2 separate regions of the Mus musculus genome follow, and region 2 is linked to region 1. The links are chromatin loops, found by intact Hi-C in ENCODE. Cell type or tissue: heart. All regions are shown on one strand. Links, peaks and the distances in the headings refer to the core of each region. The heading gives the core; the rest is flanking DNA. Region 1 overlaps Gm30144 (a long non-coding RNA gene). Region 2 has its middle 3.0 kb from the start of Bhlhe23.

Evidence for each region. Peaks named below come from ENCODE experiments on the same cell type or tissue, not always from the same donor. Only the 100,000 strongest peaks of a DNase experiment are listed, where the experiment ranks them.
Region 2: it touches region 1 in a loop (5-fold over the local background); 10 of 42 quality-filtered maps call a loop at or near these places.

The regions. Positions count from the first base shown.
Region 1 is chr2:180,567,986-180,570,892 of GRCm38, forward strand. The region is part of intron 3 of Gm30144 (a long non-coding RNA gene); the gene reads right to left. Among named protein-coding and RNA genes, the nearest start is that of Mrgbp, 12 kb to the right of the region's middle. In heart, for the core only: no CTCF peak of the experiment used is centred there; a DNase peak (open chromatin) is centred at 1,466.
Region 2 is chr2:180,778,457-180,781,363 of GRCm38, forward strand. No RefSeq gene overlaps it. Among named protein-coding and RNA genes, the nearest start is that of Bhlhe23, 3.0 kb to the left of the region's middle. In heart, for the core only: a CTCF peak has its summit at 1,226 (motif pointing left); a DNase peak (open chromatin) is centred at 1,195; H3K27me3 peaks cover 2,243 bases.

The DNA.
Region 1 (2,907 bases), core at 205-2,704:
CAGACCAAGGTGAAATGGATCTTTTTGGAAGACCTTATGGTGTCTCCAGAATCTTGACCAGACTAACACAGAACACAACGTCAACTTAAATTCACAATCAGTACCCCAGTGGGAAAAAAGACAGATTTCCTGTTTGGTAATCTTCTTGGATCAAATATACAAATGAAAGATATTTGGTCCTTTCTTGGATTAAATGAAAAAAGAATGGATCTGAGGAGATGGCTCAGTGATTAAGAGGACTTGTTCTGCTTGTAGAGAGAGGACCTGAGTTCAGTTCCCAACACCTACATCAGAAGGCTCACAACCACCTGTAATTATAACTCCCGAGGATCCTACATCGTCTTCTAGCCTCTACAGGGACCTACACATGTGCACACACATAAACTTCAGTTCTCCCCCTCCTACAAGCTTCCTACTTCTCTCCCCTGGAGAAGTGTGTTTGTCCTGAGAGGTCATTGTCCTGCCCTCCACCCTCTTCTCTGATTCCTGCCTGAGAATCAGAGAGCCTGGCTACAGGCTTGTGCTATAAACTCCCTCATCCTCAAAAGCATGTGACAAGAGACCTCCCTGCCATGAAAGCCTTGATCCCCTCTTTTCAGAACCCCTACTACACCATCTGTCTATGGGTGCCGAAGTCTTCTCAGAGCCTCTGCCATGCTGTTGTCTGTCAGTCTGTCCATATTGTTGATAACTCTTCTAATAAACTCCTTACCCCAACAATTCATCTCAGTGTCCTCTCAAACCCATGTTAAAGAACTCTAGTTAAGGCTAAGCCATGAATCCAAGCTGTCCCTGGGATAGAGCTTTATTCCTGACCCTCCAGACTAACAGAGGGCTAGAAATGGGAGGTGCTAGGGCCTGGAGGTGGTCTTCTGTTCCCAGAGAGCACAGGAACTCTGTCCAATGTAGTCACCCCACATGTGGTCTCCACAGGAAACATATGATTTCTCCTACCTAGAAAGCCACTGGCATCCAGGTGGGAACAGCTTTGATGGCCTGCAGGGTAAGAATTGGGCAGGAGTGGGCAGCAGCCTTTCTACCTACTACTAGCTAGAGTAAGGAGACAGGAGGCCAGGTAGTCTATTCTTCCTCCTGGGGTCCAGGTTTGCCCCATACTCACACTGGAGTTTCTGGTTCTGCTCTGAAAAAGCTCCCATAAGAAACAGTGAAGGAGACCCATGCTTGCCAGCCTTCCCCTACCCCCAGCCTGCTCAGTTTCAGGAAACTGGGATGTGTCAGCTGTCTGTTGAGATTTCATAAGCAATTGCAATGTGTCAAGCTTTGAAAGAAAACATCAAAAATACTTTTCATTTCCTCAGCCAAAGAGGAAAAGCACACACCCGAGGCAGAGAAGGAAGAGGCTCTATTCTCCACATCCACACTCCACAAGCTTGGGGATTTACAAAGTATGAGAGGGCCTCTTGCCCTGGACCTCGAAGCTGGCAAAAGTCCAAGCCGTAGGAAGGCAGCCAATTAGGTACAGCTAGCCAAGCAGGGAGACCTGGGACAGCCCAGCTCACTGCCAAGAACAAATGAAATCCCTGGGGTCTATCAATGACCCAGCTAGCCAGCCCATTTCTCCATCTCTACTGCAGCCCTGAGAGAACCTAGCCATACCAGCCTCAGTGACCAGAAACTTCAAGGAAAGAAAAGCCCCCTAAGGAGACTGGCCTTGAGTCCCTGGACAAGCCAGACCAAGACAGTGCCTTTCTTAAAGCTCACAGCGAGCGTTGCTCTCTAACAACCGTGTGACTGGAAGCTGTGAGAACTCTGTGGCTCTTGGAGGCAGCCCGACCACAGCAGGGACAGACGCAGTATCCAACAGGGATGTTTGGGCTCCATCAAACACATCTTTGCTCCAGTTACCAACACATAAATGAGCAGCCTGTGTCGCTGTGGACAAGTGAGAATGGCTCTCCTCTCTGAATCACCCAGGTCATTCAGGATTGTTCCTATATATACCCCATACCTCTGAGACCCAGATGATCTGTGGTTCTGAGAGCAGAGCTCTCAGCCCAGGAGGGAAGGAAGGGCTTATAAGGCTAGATGGAACTAGATGGATCAAGGACAAAAGGTCCCTCATTCTGAGATAGCACTAGCCTACACCCCTGGCCTAGAGCTTGTCTGTCTGTCCTCTCTCAGCCTGCTGTGCAGGGGTCACCACACAGACCTTAGGAAGATGAACTAATGAGGCACTTATCCCAGCGGGTGGCAGAGTATCTGCTCCAGGTCCACATAGGTCACCCCGATGAACCAAGAGAGTGTAAGAAGCTTGTGCACAGGGGCCGAACAGAACCGTGGCCTCTGCGCTGGGAGTCACAATCTCTGTACATAGTCGAGGGCAAAGGACTCTCAGGTAGGAACTACAGAGAGCTGAGCCAGGGATGTCTGCTCCCATGATCTGCGGTTATCAGAGCTCAGTTTGGAAGCTCCAACCACAGACAAGCCTACCACCAGCTCACAGCTCCTGGGCTCTCAGTATCTGCAATTCACATCCCATTTTTGCCGGACAGCATCTCTGTCCTATGAGCCAGTATGGAGCCGAGCAGGTAAGACTCAGGTCCATATCCTCCATAGGGTGTTTGGCACAGTGGTGACCCATAGCTCCCTTTTCTCCCCAGAAAGCCCTCAGTTTACTTGATAAATGATTCCTTTCTTCCTGAGAACCACTGGGCAAAGTGACAGTCTCCTTAGAGAGAGAATAGATTTACATCTGGGCCAACAGAACAGATTCCAAGACCTAGGGATGTGGTCCTCTCCAGCCCCATGGAGTCCCTGCCTTCAGCTTCAGTTCCGCACACTCCACAGCCCCAGAACCCTCCAGTTGCTCCCCATCCATCAAAAGAAGCTTGGTCTGCTTTACGCTTAACCCCCTCAGATGCCCTCTAACAAGAAACCAGAAGGAGG
Region 2 (2,907 bases), core at 130-2,629, 210 kb after region 1:
GGGCCATTGGGATGCAAAGATGGAAAGGCACACAGTAGTAGCACAAGCCCCTGAAGCTGTTCAGGGGAGTCTGTCTCCTTGGATGACAGGGAGGTTGGCCTCCAGAATGACATCCCAAGAGAGTAGTTTTGAAGCTGCCCCTGTGGCAGCAACTGCATAGATTGGAAGGGGAGGACAGCATTGCACTTGTCTGCTCCAGTCCAGTAGAGCTTCCAGAGCCTGACCAAAGCAGTGTGGGAGGCTAGGAAGAGAGCGCTGTTTGCACGGATCCAGGTCTCAGCCTGTGGGTGGAGGACGGCTCCTGTGGCCATGCTGAATGGGAGGCTCTTGGGTGATGTGGAGTGGATATTGTTATGAGTGGGGTGTCAGCAGGGTGCACTAAACTCTAGGCCATGGCCATGGATGTGGTGGGTCTTCAAGCTTTGCTTTAACAATGACTGCTATTGATTTGCATTAAAGATACAACCTGGGTCTATGAGGGATAGACTCTGAGCTTTCTAAACTGCCCAGCCAGGAGAGTAGATGTCCTCCAGTTAGAAGACTAATGTTAGTTGTCTGACAGAATCTATAATCACCTGGGAGGTATAGCTGAGTATTTCTGTAGGAGACATCTTGGTCATGACGGTAGGCTGAGAAGGCAGGTCTACTGTGCCCTGGGGTGGGATCCTGGGCTGTTAAATGAAGAGAGTGATATAAGCATCAGTTGCTCTCCTATTCTGGCTGTGTGTATGATGTGGTCATCTGCTTCAAGCTCCCGCCACCTCGATTTTCTCACACGATGGACTCTACCTTGAACCATGAACTAAAACCCACCCTTCTGCAAGTTGCTTTCTGCCAGAGTGTTTATCACAGAGACGAAAAAGAAATGGAGACATCCAGTTAATTGAGAACATTCAGTTGCATCCATCACAGCTCTGAAGGGTTAGGTTGGGGACAGGCATGGTTGCCAGCCACCTGTTTGTAATAGGCAAGATGGCTGGGTGTGGTAGCACTTGCCTTTAAACCCAGCACTTGTGAAACAGATGCAGGTGGATCTCTAAGTTCAAGGCCAGCCTGGTCTCCACAGTGGGTTTCAGGACATTCAGAGATACATATGAGATCCTATCAAAACCAACAAACCAAACAAACTGCAAACCAACTTGCAATAGGCGAGCTGCAAGGAGAGGCAGAGTTTTGCAGTGCCACACTGCCACCTGTAGTGCCACACTGCCACCTGCTGGATGATAAGGAGATTGCACAAGCAACTTCTCAGGCTCTTTCCCAGATTGGTGGGCAATTGGAGAAACCCCAGGTTTACCATCACCCCTATCCAACGTTCCTTTGCTGGAGCTGGGCGCCGTAGGCATACCAGGGCTGAGTAGGACCACAGCTGAGAAGGCAGCGCTCTTGATGCCTCTCATCCACGAAGCATGGGAGGACATGATGCTCTGCACCAACCATTTGTACGTTCCCATTACAGATGTGGGTCCTCTCCGTAACACACATGGTCTTAGGATAACGCATGGGACTGGAGCCAGGACAGCCCCATCCTGACTCAGAGTGGGCGTGGTCTGGCTTTTTTTTGAGGTTAAAATGGACCTTAGATTTTGGATGAGACTCTTCCCCCACTGTTTGGATGTCAGGTAATGGTGGCCTCCTCTGGGTAATTCAGCCATCTCATATGAGGGAACCTGGTGACCCTTGCCTCATGCAGACTTCCCAAGTGCTTCTGGGTGGCACGAGTCCATGCCCTCAAATTCTTTCTGGGCATGGACTTTTCATTTCCCACGGGGGACTGTCTTAGGCTCTGTTCTATTGCTGTGAAGAGACACCATGACCACAGCAACTCTTTCAGAAGTTTAGTCTATTGCCATTATGACAGGAAGCAGGGAGGCACACAGGCAGAAATGGTGCTGGAAAAGTAGTGGAGAGTTCTATATCTGGATCTGCAAGCTGCAGGAAGAACACACAGGACCTGGTTTGGGCGTTTGAAGTCTCAAAGCTCATCCCCAGGACACGCTTCCTCCAACAAGGCCACACCCACTCCAACAAAGCCATGCCTCTTAATCTTTCTCAAGTAGTAGTAACACTCCCTGATGACTGAGCATTCAAATATATGAACCTATTCTTATTCAAACCACCACAGGGGCCATGGGGGAAAGTCTTGCCTTTGTGCCCTCTCTTCTTTTCTTTTCTTTTCTTTTCTTTTCTTTTCTTTTCTTTTCTTTTCTTTTCTTTTCTCTTCTCTTCTCTTCTCTTCTCTCCTCTCCTCTCCTCTCCTCTCCTCTCCTTTCCTCTTCTTCTTTTCTTTTCTTTTCTTTTCCCTTTCTTTCTTTCTTTCTTTCTTTCTTTCTTTCTTTCTTTCTTTCTTTCTTTCTTTCTTTCTTTTTTCCCCAGGATCTTTTTAGAAGCTCCACAAGGGACATGCTCCCATCTGCGCACCAGCTGCAGGAGAATTGACAAGACCTCATCCTTTCCCCTTTATTCTCCCTTCCCCCACAGGAGCATCTGCTAGCCTTTTCCAAGGTGATGAGGAAGTGTCCTGTGTATGTTTTATTTATGTTTTTAGGGTTGGCAAGATCGCTTCATAAGCCTGGTCACCAGAGTTCAATCCCTAGAACCTACATAAGAGAAGTGAGTCCTGAAAGTTGTCATCTGACCTCCATACAGGTGCTGTCTCTCTCTCTCTCTCTCTCTCTCTCACACACACTCACACACACACACACACACATGCTTACACAGCACACATGCTCACACACATATGCTCTCTCTCATACACATACCCATGCTCTCACATACACATGCTCACACATACACATGCTCACATACACACATGCACACACTCACATACTCACACACATACACACCTGCTCACACACCACACATACAAATGTAATACATAACACTACAGCTGTGTTTTAAACATGT